2 separate regions of the Mus musculus genome follow, and region 2 is linked to region 1. Evidence: chromatin loops called from intact Hi-C (ENCODE). Cell type or tissue: left cerebral cortex. All regions are shown on one strand.

Region 1 (8,000 bases):
AATTGTAATAGGAATAACAGAATAAGTGTAGTTGCCTAGTAGGCACCTCTGGAAGTATTTAAATGAATAAATCAGACTCTGAGCTTCCAGAAATTTGTGTTATATGTATGCCTAACAATCCTGTATGCATGGATACACACATTTCTATATAGAATCTACAATAACTTGAGTGTGGTGACCCTACATCTGGAAAACTTACATGCAATCAAAGAAATGGGGACTAGGGGGTAAACAGTAAAAATTTAAGAATCGGGCTGGAGAGATGGCTCAGAGGTTAAGAGGACTGACTGCTCTTCCAGAGGTCTTGAGTTCAATTCCCAGCAACCATGTAGTGGCTCACAACCATCTGGAATGGGATCCGACGCCCTCTTCTGGTGTGAAGACAGCTATAGAGTACTCACATATATAAAATAATAAATCTTTTTTAAAATTTAAGAATCATTTATTATCTAGAGAGACTAGTAGAAATATGTACTTTAATTGGAGGTACCCCTTCTTGGACATTTTTTTAATAGAGAATGGGACTAAATCAAAATTAAGTACTTAAAGATTTCCTCTATGTTCCAGATTCTGTAACTACAGAAATCTGAACTTTTCAAGAAATAAGTGTTCTCATGGCATCTGGACATAGGAATTTTAGTGTTGATGAGGTTATAACCTTAAAATCAGCAAGGAATTTATTTGTACCCAAGAAACCCCAAAGCACCAAGCATTGTCTGCCCACCTAACTAGTGGTCCAATTTCTTCTTTCGGGCCTATCAAAGAAAATTCACTTTTTGACACCAAAATAATCCAGGCTCGCCCAGAAACCTCCCCAGTAAAGTGTCTCCAAGAACACTATTTGTTCACTAAGGAGACTCATAGATGGGTCCATCTCTACTGCTTGGTTACCCTCCTACCTCCCTGTTCTTGCAGCCCTACCTCCCACTCCCATACATGGGGGAAATTATGGAAAGGATACAGCTAAATATGTATGCTTAATCCCTTTTTGACTAATGAGGCTTTCATCTACTGTACTATGCCTTTATAATCCTTCCTTTTAGTGAATTGCCATCAGGTACAGGTTCTTGGAGGCATGTGGCAAGGCCATGTGCAAATCTCTGTTGAGTAAACTCAGTACATTAAAAATCCCATCAACAGCAGAGCGTGGTGGCACATGCCTTTAATCCCAGCACTCGAGAGACAGAGACAGGTAGATCCCTGTGAGTTTGAGGCCCCCTGCCTGGTGTACAAATCGAATTCCAGGACACCCAAGACTGCCCAATCTGGTACATGAAGAAACCCTATCTTGGGGGCAGGGGGGCAGGGATTCCATTCATAGTATTTTCCCAGAGTACAGTATCTTTCTTTTTATATATGCTTGTGGTATGTTGTCATCCTTGAACTCTTACAAGAAATAGTGATCTAGCTGGAAGGCACCATCAGATCCAAATGAGCAGCCCACATGAGTCACATAGAAGTTTGATTTGCTTTCTGATGTTTTCTGATGGTATGAGAAGAGAAATAGCCTCATGCTTTCTGTTTTCATCAGGATATATCCTGGTGGGCCTGGACAAAGCAGAACCATAGGATCTCTTTTTTTAATATCTGATTTCTTGTGCTGCTATGAAAATGATAACTTCTGAGAAATGTGGTTTGGTCAGTTTTATTTCTTTTTATGTGTTTGTAAGCTTGAGTGTATGTGCATATTAAGAGAAGTCGTCAACTGCAGACATCCTTTCTCGGGCCCCATCTACCATGTGTTTGGTTTTGGGTTTTTGGTTTGGTTTGGTTTGGAGGTTTTGGTTTTTTGGTTTGGTTTGGTTTGGTTTGGTTTGGTTTGGTTTGGTTTGGTTTGGTTTGGTTTGGTTTGGTTTGGTTCGGTTCGGTTTGGTTTGGTTTGGTTTGGTTTGGTTTTGAGACAGAGATCCTCAGTCACTTGGAACTTACCAAGTAGGGAAGACTGGATGCCAGCAAGCTGCAGGGTCCTGCCTTTGTTCACCTCTACAGTGCTGATACAAAAGTGTGTTCACATCTGGATTATTGTTGTTTGTTTGTTTGTTTGTTTCAATTAAAACATGAAGAGGCTGTTCTCTGGCCTCCCTGTCCCCAACACACAATTCAAACAAACAAACATGAGTTTGGGGGAATCAGACTCACATCTTGATGCAAAGCACTTTACCTAATGAATTCTCTCTCTCAACCCAGTCTGTTCTATTTTGACATCATTAATTTATTAACCAATCTTTCTTCTATTATAATTCATTTTTCTCCTGAGCCATCTAAAGGCCAATTAAGTGAAAGGACTTATAGATGAGAGGGTTTGGTCTCACATTGCTGAAGAAACAGGTCACTGGATAACCTGGACCAGGGCCTGGGCCATTCAGGAGATGGGGAATGCATGATGAGAAGCCCCAGGACCCATGCAGTCTGCAGTCTTTACTTGAAGGCACAAATACATTTACTCTTAGTATTTTCTGCTCATTACATTCTTGCAAGGTCAGGGGTTATAGAAAGCCCCAGAACATCACATTGGCAGAAGGGAAGAGAGAAACCATATATGAGTCTATGTATGAGTCCTCTACTTTAAAAACTTAGAATGAAATTACAACTATAAATTATACTGTTGGGAGTATGTCCCTTCATTCTAGGGATGGTGCTGTTGTGTAGTTACCAGATATATTTGCCTTTTGCAAATCTCTGTTTTTGTGGGCTGAACACTGTAATAGGAACCAGGATTCTGCCCAAATGGATAAAGTGGACTGTCACTCAGAAGGTTGGGAAACAAGTGAACAGGGCACTGATATATGGGCCAGGTGAACTTGACAGGAATTGTCTTTTGTTTAGACCATGTTCCTCCTACTTCTTGAATTACACTGTCAGATAGTTTAGGTGGAATTCTGTGGAAATATTTCCACCAAAAATTTTCCCCATTGGCAACATTCTTTTTTTAAAAACAGGGAGTGTCTTCATTGTAATTCTAGAGTGTGTGTGTGTGTGTGTGTGTGTGTGTGTGCGTAATGTGCTTCCTTTTTGTTTTTGTTTTGCCATAGAGCAGTTCCTGTCCATAATGCCCATACACATGGCACAGTAGGCTGTGTTCCTTAAGAGTCATTAGATTTCCCTAATAGAATGATGGAAATGGGTATTGGAGCTCTGGCCATCCTCTCTCATTAGTGCTGAACCTGGTGCTGTGTCTGCTTCACATCAAACCCAGTGAATTGATTTTCTTGTCTGAAACTGTGCTTTCCTCTTGGATCAAGAAAGGGATGAAATGTATACTTGGCCCTTTCACAGTTGTTGCTGCCGCTGAACCTATTAAAAGGAACACCCTGCAGCAGGGGAAATGCATGCATGCCCTAGTTAAGGCTGAGATGCTTGCCACTTGCAAGATGTGGTGGGACACACCTCTAATCCCTGTACTCAAGGAGCAGAGGCAGCCAAGGAGTATCTGAATTTGAGGCCAACCTGGTTTACTAAATCGAGCCAGCCAGGGCTAGAATGAAACTTGATCTGAAGCTGAAAGTGACATTGAACTTTGGATTCTCCTGCCTTTGGTAGAATTACAGGTCTACATTTATCAGTCTCAGCTGAGCTAGTCTTGCTGTTCTTTTAGCCTTGAACTCTTCCCTACTGATTATTTGATATCATTCTCTACAGAAGCTGATGTGAAAAGCTTCCTTGGTTCTTTTAAGTTCTTTGGGGTATAGAAAGGAAAGCAAAAAAGGGAAAAGGAAAACAGAAATTAGTGCAGATGCAAAAGAAGAAGGTGACTGAACTTACAGTACCCTGCAGTATCTGAGGCTGAGCACATTTCAGTGTGAACCAGGTTGTTTAACCTGGGGGCTCAGCAACTTCTTCTGTCCATTTTTCTTATGGTTTCCTATAGTGTGTCACCCCAGCAGAGAAAGGGTATGATGGAAATGGGTGCTCTTATAAAAAGACAAAAGGGCTAGCAAACTGTTCCTTCTCTGAACATTACCAGCTGGTGCAGTATAATAGAATTAACTGCAAAACTCTGAAGTTTAAAGTGGCAGTCAGAAAATATCTTGAAAGCTACTCTATTGTAAAAATATACACATTGAGTAAATTTCAACAGCTCTTGCTAATGGAGGAACTGTTGCACTTATGGTAGGAGGACAGTAAATATTGACATACATTTTCACAAAATGTTTCTTTTGGCTATTCTTCTTTTAAAATAAATATTTTTGTTGATTTTTCTGAGAATTTTGCACAGTGTATTTTTATCATATTCACCCTTACTACTCCCCTTAATTTCCCATTCTTTTAAAAAATAATAACCTTTGTCAGATGTATGTAATTAATTTTAATTTAGCAAAATAACCATTTACTAGGGATATATGTATATATAGTTTGTTTGTTTGTTTGTTTGCATATGTATTTTCCTGTCCCATCCCGTGTACATACTCCTGGTAACTATAGGAGGAACTGAGTTCTGTCAGACAGAGAAGACTTTATGAAGCATCTGCTGTACTTTCTCCCTCCGTTCTTTAATGTTGTGACTCACAGCTCTTTATGCTGCTTCCCCAAGATTAAATATCAAGACTATATTGAGTGAGACAGTTTTTACTTTAGAAAATGTGATGAGTGCATTTTGTAAGTTTCAAATAGTTGGCAAATAGCTGGAGGCTCCTACTTAGAAGTTTATTATGTTTCTAAATTAGCTCGTGTTTAAATGCTGAACAAAATCCATTGTATGTGTGCGTGTGTGTGCATCTGTGTTTGGATGTCTCTTTATACCTTTATGCATTCAGAAGCCAGAGGTTGGTGTCATATGTCTGTTTTATGGTTTTTATTATTTTTTACATTTATTTACTTTGTATGTGTTTTTAACAAAACAAATAGTAGTGAAATAGTGTCAGTGTGCACATATTAATATCATGCATGTGGAGGTTGGAAGACAACATATGAGGAAGTCGGTTGTTGCTATGATATGGGTCCCAGGAATTGAGGGGTCTTTTGGTTTGTTTGTTTGTTTTGTTTTGTTTTTGCAAGTGACTTTAACAGCTAATTGGACCCATCTACTTTTTTCTGTTTCTTTTTTTTTTTTTTTTTTTTTGAGACAAGCTTTCTCTTGAACCTTGACTTCACCAATTCTGCCATACTGACTGGTCCAGTCAGTTGCAGGCATCCTCCTAGCCCTGGCCCTGCTATCATACCCCCCACATAACTGCCCCAGTGCTGAGGTTACAGATGTTCACCTCTGTCCCTGGGTTTTACATGGCTGTTGGGGATCCAGACTCTGGGTCTCATACTTACATAGCAGTACCATATCAGCTGAGCCATCTCCCTCATCTCCTTGATGTCAGCATTGTCAAAGCCATAAGGCTGTTAGGTGCATTAATACAGTACAGGGACGTGCATGAGTCACCTATGCCGGTTTACCATTTGATCATTTGCTGGTCTCAAGTGAACTAAGAAGTTGTTACAGATAGTTGAGCTGCCGTGTGAGTGCTGGGGAATGAAGCGGGGTCCTCTGGAAGAGTAGTCAGTGTTCTTAACTGCTGAGCCACCTCTCTCAACCCTTTAAACTTTTTATATGTGTGTGTTTTTTTAGGAAGCTTCTACAGTAGTAAGCTTCCATATGACCTTTTCAGAATACCTTTTATGTTAGTTGTTCCTTCCTTCATCTCCTCTACCCTCCCAGCTGCCTTCTGCTTAAGCCCTTCATGTATACTTATTCCCCTTAGCCCTCTATATTCTTGCATTCTATCTCCATCCCTTACAGCAAGAATGTGTAATGTTTGCCATATGGTGAATGTCTTCCAAGGAAAGGAAATACAGAAAATGCTAGCAGGGCAGGGACCTAGCTAGCTAACAAATTTCTGTATTGCTTCTCAGAAATCTACATACAAAAAATATATTTACTGCATCCTTTAAAAAAAATCTTATTGGCTAGATTCATAGAACAAAACTTTAAGTTATGTTAGTTGGGGTGCAAAATTAATACCTTGGCAGGAGTTGGTACTAAAACAGATTGGGTGCTGGAGCTGGCTTGTTTGTTTTAGAGCCCTTGTTGCTCTTGCAGGGGGCCTTGGTAGGGTTCTCAGCACTCACATGATGGCTCACAACCATCTGTAACTCCAGTTCCAGGGAATCTGACACTAGGTTAAAGGAGGTTAAAGGAGGTATTCAGAACAAGTAGAGAGTTTATTTTGTTTGCTGATTAATTTCTTTTCAGATAATTTATTAATAAGGTCTAACTACTAATACCATTTATTTATAGTGGCCAATACCCTTTTTCTTAATGCCTCTCTCCCTATCAGAAATTTATGGGATAATATATAATTTTATTAGTAAGTGGCTTCTGGGATTGGTGAAATGGCTCAATGAGTAAAGTCACTTGTGTAAGCCTGGCAGCCTGATTTTGATTCTCAGAACTCCTATAAAGGTGAGAAGAAAGAACCAGCTCCACAAATTTGATCAGACACACTATGGTATGTTCAACACACACATATGTAAACAGCAATACATTTTTAAAAACCTTTTGAACTTAGGCTACTTATACAGTTTAATCCGTTCCTTAGAATACGGTTCCTACCTGACAGCTCCTCTTCAGGCCCTAAGGTTCCCCACTATTACCTCTCTCTCTATCTCTGGCCCTCAGGTTCCCCACTATTACCCCCCTCTCTCTCTCTGTGTGTGTGTGTGTGTGTGTGTGTGTGTGTGAGAGAGAGAGAGAGAGAGAGAGAGAGAGAGAGAGAGAGAGAGAGAAGGGAGAAGAAGGAGGAGGAGTGGGGTGGGGGGAGAGAGATCCATTCACTTCCTGCAGCAACAATTATCCTGCAGTCATCTTGGTCTAAAATTTTTAATTGACAAATTCAAGAAATACCTTGTAAGTTTTAAATTTGTGTACTATTCAGTGGAGTTTGATAAAATTTTCATGCCATCATGCTTCATCCCACCCTATAGTCCCGACTGTCCTGGAAATCACCAGACCAGGATGGCCTGGAACTCACAGAGATCCACTTGCACCTGCCACTCAAGTTCTGGAATTAAAGTTCTGCACTAACACACCCTGAAGAAACACCCCTGCTGCTCTCATAATAAGGTTTAAAACCTATGCAGTGAGAAGGTAGTAGTCTGATTTCAGCAAACATGTTGTATTAGTAACGGTTCTCTAAAGGAATGGAACACATAGAACACACACACACACACACACACACACACACACACACACGCACACACACAGAGACTTTATTAGAGTGGTGTACAAGCTGTGGTCCAAGTAATCTAGCTATGGCTGTCTGTTGATGGAAAGGACAAAAATCTGGTAGTTGTTAAGTCCTAAGAGAGCTGCTGGCCTGCAGGCTACCTTGGTATTCTGACAGCAGAAGGTGGGACCCAGATTTAGGGTTGATCCTCTGACTTCAAGTAATCTGAATTTCAAATGGGTCTCCCACCTCAAATAGTCCAACCAAGAAAAATATTTTTGCTTGGTCTTAGTTAATTCTAGATGTCAAGTAGACAACCAAGGATTTATCCATCACAAATGTTTTGTTCCTTCAATTCTAAATTTGTAGGGATTTATCGTAATTAGTTGTTTTAGCACATATGTCTCCTTGAAGACTGGCTTAAAGTACTCTTTTTGATAAGATAAAAAACAACAATGCTCAGAAATAAGAATTGCAGCAACTAATATGCCACAATAGTGCTACAAATACTTTTCATACCTTAATCCATGTATTCTCATAACTTCTCCTATAGCTGGCTTTATTAGTTTTATTGCCATTTTATAGATTGGAAGCCATAATTTATTGACTCAAGGTAGTCTGGCTTCATTCAGCATTCATCTTGTCCCGTTCTGGCCTAACAGACTCTCAGTTCCTGGGTCATCCTGTGCTTCCTGTAGTGTGCTGTGAGCACTGGCATGTATTTCAGTTTGATGGCCATTACCCACTCTTTACCACTCTTTACTCGGTTGGTTGACTTTTTTTTTTTTAAGACATGGTCTCTTATAGCCTAAGCTGGCTTCAGGTTTTTTTATGCAGCTTATACTG
Region 2 (8,000 bases), 240 kb before region 1:
GCAAACACATAAACAAAAATCCAATTGCTGTTTCACGGCATGGCAAAGATTTTAGCTAAGAATCTTATTATCTTGAATAAAATAATTTATTCCCTACCTTCTGTGTAATTAAATGTGGCCATATGACTAATTTGAGCCAAGAAGACATGGATGAAAGTTTAGTGTGAAACTCCCTAAAGCATCTTTCAAGAGAAAGAGGCATTAAGTATTGTAGGGTCTGGATGTGATTTCTGGGACTCCAACAGTCATTTTGTAAACACAAAGTTAACCCATTGAGAGCAGGGTAGAGAACTCAAAATAAGGGCTGGGGTGAATCTGTTCTAGAGCTGAAGGACTCTATCTGGAATGCCCAACTACAGGTAGAGTCTATGTGGGAGGAAAAGCCATGTTTTCAGAACTTGGTCTAAATCACTATATACTTTGTGACAACTTATTAGAAAATATGCTTGGTTTTGTTCACAATTTAAATGTTAATTAAAGAAAAATTGTATATACAGTTTTAAAATATGCACACTGAAGCTAGGCATGATAGTGAATATCTGTGAGCCCTGAATTCAGGAGGAAGAGGCAGAAAAACTGTGAGCATGAGGCCTGCATGGCCTAGACAATGAGACCATGTCTCAAAAAAGAGAGCAAAATAAGCAAAAAGTAAACATATATTGAAGATGAAAATACTTTATTACTGTTTTGGTTTGGTTTTGGGGGTGAGAGAGGCGAAACAAGATTTCTCTGTGTAACTCTAGCTGTCCTAGAATGCATTCAGTAGACCAGGCTGGCCTTGAACTCAGAGATTTGCCTGCCTCTGCCTCCCAAGCACTAGGATTAAAGGTGTGCACTATCACTGCCCAGCTAAATATTTTATTACATTTTAATTTATTAATTTTGTCTGTACATGTGACCACAGGCCATGTATATGGAGGTCAGAGGACAACATGGGAGTATAAGTTATCTCCGTACATCTGTGGGTCCTGGAGATTAATTCAGGTCTTCAGGCCTGGTGGCAAGTGCCTGTGCCTACTGAGCCATCTCAGTACCCATACGCCCCCCCCCAAGAAAAAAATTTTTTTAAATGTTAATATCATTCCTTCTGATAATAGGGTTATGTATGGTTGTTTTTATTTTTCTTTGTATATGGTCAAATTTTCCACTTTGAGCCTTATTTGATTAAATTCTTGTTTGTTTACAGAAGTATGATTTTTCTTTGTGGTTGCCCTCCTTCTGGTCATACATAGTCCCGTTGTGAAGTGAGAACAATTGTAAACAAAAATGAGGCTCTGCCTCTTCCTGCTCCACTAAGCTGAGGCTCCACCCCTTCCTCCACGAAGATGAGGCCCCGCCTCTTCCTCCACTTTTAACACTTTCTTTTCACCAAGGATTCCTCTCACTATCAGCAATCAGCTCCTGGTGGGGATCCGCAAGTAAGAGTGGGCTCTAGTGCTTGTTCCTTCCTCCGTATCTTAGACACCATTTTAGAGGCTATAATTAGTATTATCCTGGGTACATCAGAAATTATCATTTTTTCCCTTGGATCTGAATGGTCTCGTTCTTCACAGCAAGATTCAAACTAACTAAAAGTATCCAACTCACCCCCACACCCACCCCAAATTTGGAGGACATCTTTCTCTCTCGACATAAAAGCTTAAATTGCATTTGCCTCGTGCATTATTTCTCTAATGGTGCAATAAAAATTACCAATTTCCTAGATTAGAACAACCACACAAATCCAGGTAGTGGTGGCAAGCATCCTTTAATCCCAGCACTTGGGAGACAGAGGTAGGTAGATCTCAAGGCCAGCCTGGTCTACAGAGTGAGTTCCAAGACAGCCAGGACAACACAGAGAAACCCTGTCTCCAAAGAACAAAATATAAAGACAAATAAAACCCACACACATTTATTATCTCATCGTTTGGGGAGGGGGATCAGAAATTCAGGCACCACGTAGTTGGGGGCTTCTGATTCACAGCTTCCAACAAGACAGAAATCAAAGTGACAGCTAAGACTATCACCAACTCAAAGTCCAACTTGGACAGGGTGAATGCCCTTCTAAACTCATCACCACAGTTGCTGACAGGATTCAGGACCTAAATGCTGATGGGTTGAAGGCCACAGGGCTTCCCTATATGTTGACCAGAAGCCATCATGATTCCTTGCCAACAAGCCTTTTTCATCATGGCGCTACTGTCATCAGAGCACACCAAAATGCACAGGCAAGAGTAAAAGTAAGACTGTGGTGACAAGAGGATATTCAACAAGATAGAAATCACAACCTTTGTGGCTCAGCGGTTAAGAACATTGACTGCTCTTCCAGAGGTCCTAAGTTCAATTCCCAGCAACCACATGGTGGCTCACAACCATCTGTAATGGGATCTGATGCCCTCTTCTGGTGTGTCTGAAGACAGTGACAGTGTACTCACACATATAAAAAGTAAATAAATCTCAAGGGGAAAAAAAGATATCACAGCCTTTTATGACCTAAACACTGAACGAATATCCCATTACTATTGTCCCATACTTTTCATGAGAAGTAGATCATGGGGCTGGAGATGGCTCAGCCGTTAAAGGCTAGGCTCACAACCAAAAATATAAGAGAAGTAGATCATGGAGTTCTAACTCAGAGACAAAGGAAGGAGATTACACAAAGGATTCAGTACCAGGAGTTGGGGTGCACTAGAAACTCTCAGAAGCCTGCCTATCTTATTGGGCTTCACTCTCCAGTCCAAAAGTTCTCCTAACAGTTTCTTCCAGGAGACCGACCAGGACCTCAAGCAAACTGAACTCCAAATGACGTCTTCTGTTCCCCCTGCTTCCATTGTGACAGCCTAGACATACTCGTTCCCCCTTTCTCTTTGCAGCACAATCCAATTCAGAGAGGGAAAGTGGCAAAGAGAAGGAAAGGCAAGCTTGTACAGAGCTAAAGGCTGAAAGGATGTTCTGGTTTCCAAACAAAAATGTGTCCCCTGGTTTAAAAATAAAAAAGTCCTCACTGTGCTTGTCTGGTAAACTTGACCCTGGGCCCCCACAGCACACTATTCCTGTTCATATTCACTGAGGCCACGCTGTCTTCCTGAAAGAGTTATCCTGGACTTAGCTGGAGCTCAGCTCCACAGAGGGACTTAAAAGGAAACAACAGCTCTTGGTCCAGAGCAATAAAAAGACAAATGAGTCACAACGGTCTGGATTCTCCGCCAGCATAAGCATCTCCACCAGCATAAGCAGTTCCGTGAATCGCCTCCATAAAAACCCTGCCCTTCCATCTCGAGCTGTGTTCCAAGTGCCAAAGCCCTCCATTCAAGAGTTTTATAACTCAGCCCTGTGCTCAGAAATGTCACTGCACATAAGAGGGCCTTTGATCTCGGGCCATACCCAAGCCCAGAGTCTGCAGTGAAGCGTGGTTTGATAACTATCTAAAGAGAAAAGCGCTTTGGCTTTCTCTCATCTATTTCTACTCTACTTTAAATAAGCTGCTTAGCTTTGGGCATCTGCCCTCTGCCCTTTGAGCTTCATCTAAGCCGGAGGTAAAACAGGCCTATGGTTATGTGCTCTGAGAGCTTTTAAAATAACAATGGTGGCACATTGTCATAAAAGGCTTACTGTGTGCCAGGCACTGTCCTCAGTTTGGGCAGGCTGTGGGCTGTAGGAGGCTTGCACAGATGAGGAAATGGAAGCACAGAGAAGCTCAGAATGGCTGACAGAGTCACACAGCCAGTAAAGGGTGGAGTCAGGATTATGAAAAAGCAAGAATGCAGCTCCAAAGTAGATCTTGCCTCTCCACAATGAGAAGGAATAATACTCCGTATATACCCAGAACGAAGTCACAAGAGTGTCGCTTGTTTGTTTTTACAAACAGGGTTGCTCTGTGTAGCTCTGGCTGGCTTGGAACTCACTCTGTAGACCAGGTTGGCTTCCAGCTCACAAACATCCACCTGCCTCTGCCTCCTGAGTGCTGAGATTAAAGGTGTGGGCCACTACTGCCCGCCATAGGAGTGTCTTTAATAAGAGAGAAACTTTGGAACAAACTCCTAGACCTAAAAACACATTCTTTTTCCAAGTATTGTACTAGAAATGTCTTCAGTAAGGAAAGTGACTGTGTCAACTTTATGAAAACTTTACCTGAGTTTTCAATAAGTCCAGTTGAGGGCTCCAAGTCTGATTAAAGTATACTCCAAAATCTAACATGAGTAAATCTATTGGAGGTAGATCTCTCTGGCTAAGCTGTCCATGCTAAAGCACTTGCCTAACATGGACAAAGCCTGGGATTGATCCCTAGCACCAAAAAACAGAGAGACATGAGGACTTTATTGTTGGAAACACATCTGCCATCTCTACATTCAGAAGGCTGAGTGAGGCCAAGACCAGCCTGGGCTACATAGTGAGTTTGAGGCCAGCCTGGGCTACAGAACAAGAACTTGCCTCAAAATACTAGTAGCAATAATAACAACAATAATAATTTTTTTTAAAAAACACTTCCTGGTTTAAATAAGAAACCTGGACTTCTTAAAGCACATTTTCATCAGTATTGAAATATACAAAATGCATATAGGTCAGAAAATAATGACTGATGTCATAAATAAGATGTATAACCTATCCTTTCAAACATTATGGTATTTGAAAAGTAAACTTCCCAATGCACACACATGAGGATCTGACTTGGAATATCTAAGACTCAGAGAAGCCAGGGGAAGCAGTACATGCCTATAACCCCAGCACTGGCAGCAACGGAGAGTTCCTAGAGGCTTATTGCCGCTAATCTAGCTGACATGTTAAACTCTGGGATCATTGAGAGACCTTTTTTCAAAATACAAGATGACAGGGCTAAAGAGATGGATCAGCAAATAAGAAAAACTCATGCTCTTCCAAAGACCCTGACTTTAGTTCCCAGGACCCATGTCGGACAGTTCACAACCATGATCTAAGATCTTCTAGCTTCCAGCACACACACACACACACACACACATGCATAAAAATAAATACTTGTTAAAGGGTGAAAAGCAATAGAGGAAGGCATCTGATATTGACTTCTGGCCTCTACTTGCTCACATAGGGCCTGCAAACCTGCAAAGATACCTAAACACAACATATATACCATATATACCATCCATACAACAGATCAGTGATTTCAGGTTGATCCCAGAGAGCTAATTTTACCACATGCGTCTGTGATGCCAGCAACTGAGATGTGGAAAAAGGAGAGTCGAGAGTACAAGGTCACATCCACCTACATAGGGAGTTCATGGCCAGCCTGTGGTACCCAAGAACTTCTCTCAAGAAATTGCAAACAAATGTGATTTTTTATTAGAAATTTGTATAAATTATGAGCAATTTTAATATGTATATAGCTAGTCCAGCACAGCCTACTTTCTTTCGTTGGTGTGGCTGCACTGTCTTCCTAGCCTTAGACTATCACTGCATTATTGAGAAACTGTTGGGTTTTTGTTTGTTTGTGTTGTGTTGTGTTATATTGTGTTGTGGGTTTTGTTTGTTTTGTTTTGTTTTTTTTTGAGATAGGATTTCTTTGTGTGGGCCTGGCTTTCTTGGAACTCACTCTGTAGACCAAGCTGGTCTGAAACTCATAGAGACCTACCTGATTTAGCCTCCTGCCTGGAGGGATTAAAGGCATACACCACTACCACCTGACTCTCTCTCTCTCTCTCTCTCTCTCTCTCTCTCTCTCTCTCTCTCTGTGTGTGTGTGTGTGTGTGTGTGTGTGTGTGTGTGTATCACAGGTTCTTAGCCTAAGAGTTATTTTTAGTACAGAGTTGATAGTAGGCAAAACACAAGCCATACACTCTTCCAGAGGAACCGTGGAACAGTGTTGAGGGAAACTGTTTGAAAGTCAGAGAGGAACTACTTCCAGTGATGCTGTTAAGACATCCCAAGGCATTTGTATCCAACCATACCCAAATCCCCTTCAGTGCTGTGCAGCTAAGAGTGCCTATAAAATTTCTTTTCTGTTTAAATATATGCATTGGTTTCTGCCACTTGTTACCTAAGGGGTCTGGATTAGTTCAGAGAAGGTTAACTCCCGGACTCTGCTTAGTTACTGCTGATCACAGTAGGTAGTTTGAATCCCATAAGAGCTAGGTGCTTCAAACACGTGACCATGAGCTGAGTGTTTCAGCCCAAACAATCAAGCAGTCTGTGGAGAGCTGGGGCTAAGGTAGGGAGCGTCTCAGAAGGCCCGCACCATCAATTAGAGGTCATATAAATAAATGAGCCTACAGCAGTGTTTCTCAACCCAGGGGTCATGACCCCCAGAAGACCTTTGAAAAACACAGATATTTACATTATGATTTGTAACAGCAGCAAGATTACAATTATGAAGTAGCCATGGAAACAATTTTATAGTTGGGGATCACTGCAATATGAGGAACTTTATCAAGGGCCACAGCATTAGGAAGGTCAAGAACCACTGGTCCAGAGAATTAACAAACAACACATATCACCACCACCACCACCATACCACTAGCCAAAAGTGCCACATATTTCTTCTTAGAGAAATAACCCTGAGCAAAGTACAGTTATGAATCAGTAGCTGGCTATAGCTAGGGGCTTCCCCCACCCCGGTAATATCTGAATTAAGGTGGAGAACAATGAACAGTCCATCAGTTGGTTAAAAAAAATCAGCCACGTCTTTCCTGATGGTTCCCATGACTCAACCCCTGAAACACAGGCTGCTGCAAGTCAGGAAAATGCTTCCTAGGAGAGGCTAAAGCCTAAGTGTTTGGGAGGTTCCTCCTCTCCATCGGCATCAAAATAATTCTACCTTAGGTCTTCCACTTAGAACTCCGCGTGACTCAGGCTTCCACTCCAGAATACCCACCTAATTTGCCTAATTTCAGGGCTTGTTTCTACATACAGAGCAGTATAGGAAACGTGTGTGTGTGTGTGTGTGTGTGTGTGTGTGTGTGTGTGTGTGTTTAAGTGATGATTATATTAAACACTGTGCCAGTCCACCCAGATTGAGAAGTCATTTTCAAGTTCACCTGTTCTCCTCTCTCTCCAGAGACTTAGTCACTGTGCTGTCTTTAGTGTTGAATATTCTGACATTAAAAAGAAAAAGTAGCAATTGTTGCTTAGTGCAATGGCTCAGTCACTAAAGCGCTTGGCATGCAAGCCTTGCAAGCATGAGATCCATTCCCACGGCCCACATAAAAAGTCAGGCATGGCAGTACAAGCCTGCAATCTCTGCTGCAGAGACAGAGACAAGCAGATCCCTGGACTTCACTGGTCAGCCAGCCAAACCACACTGGTGAGCTCTGGATTCAGTGAAAGACGCTGTCTCAAAAAATAAGGTGGAGAACAACTGAGGAAAACACTTGTGTAGGCCTACAGGATCACACATGCACTGCATGCATACACATACACACACACACACACACACACACACACACACACACACATAATTATAGTTACTGCAGCACTTCACATCCCAACCACGTCTACGTGAAAGGCCCTAAGAAAAGCTAAGCTGAACGGAGAGGATGGCCTCTAAGTTACGATCTGACGCCAGATTCCCTCAGTGCATGTGAGAGCCCTCCCACAGAAGTAATAGGGCCTAGACATGTTGGCGAGTTCTCAGCAACACAGACCACAGGACGGTCCAGGAAAAGGATGTCTCCCTGCTTCGAAACCCATCCTGGAGCTAGTGAGATGGCTCAACAGGTAAAGATGGCTTACAAGAAAAACTAATAGGAGCTGGCAAGATAGATCAGGGACTGGTGAGATGGCTCAGTGGTTAAGAGCTCTGACGGCTCTTCCAGAGGTCCTGAGTCCAACTCCCAGCAGCCACATGGTGGCTCACAATCATCTGTAATGGGATCTGGTGTCCTCTTCTGGTGTGTCTGAAGAGAGCAATAGTGTACTCACATGCATAAAATACATAAATCTTTAAAAAAGGAAAAAAAAAAGAAAAAAAGAAAATCTGATGCCCTTCATTCAATCCCTTGGACCCACATAAAGATGGGAGGAGAGAACCAAGCTATAAGGCTGTCTTGACCTCC

What was found. Peaks named below come from ENCODE experiments on the same cell type or tissue, not always from the same donor. Only the 100,000 strongest peaks of a DNase experiment are listed, where the experiment ranks them.
Region 2: it touches region 1 in a loop (2.8-fold over the local background); 2 of 42 quality-filtered maps call a loop at or near these places.

Annotation. Positions count from the first base shown.
Region 1 is chr7:75,624,559-75,632,558 of GRCm38, forward strand. The region is part of intron 8 of Akap13 (A kinase (PRKA) anchor protein 13); the gene reads left to right. Among named protein-coding and RNA genes, the nearest start is that of AU020206, 150 kb to the right of the region's middle. In left cerebral cortex, no CTCF peak of the experiment used is centred here; a DNase peak (open chromatin) is centred at 4,544.
Region 2 is chr7:75,381,425-75,389,424 of GRCm38, forward strand. No RefSeq gene overlaps it. Among named protein-coding and RNA genes, the nearest start is that of Gm46017, 52 kb to the right of the region's middle. In left cerebral cortex, a CTCF peak has its summit at 3,257; DNase peaks (open chromatin) are centred at 3,171 and 3,597.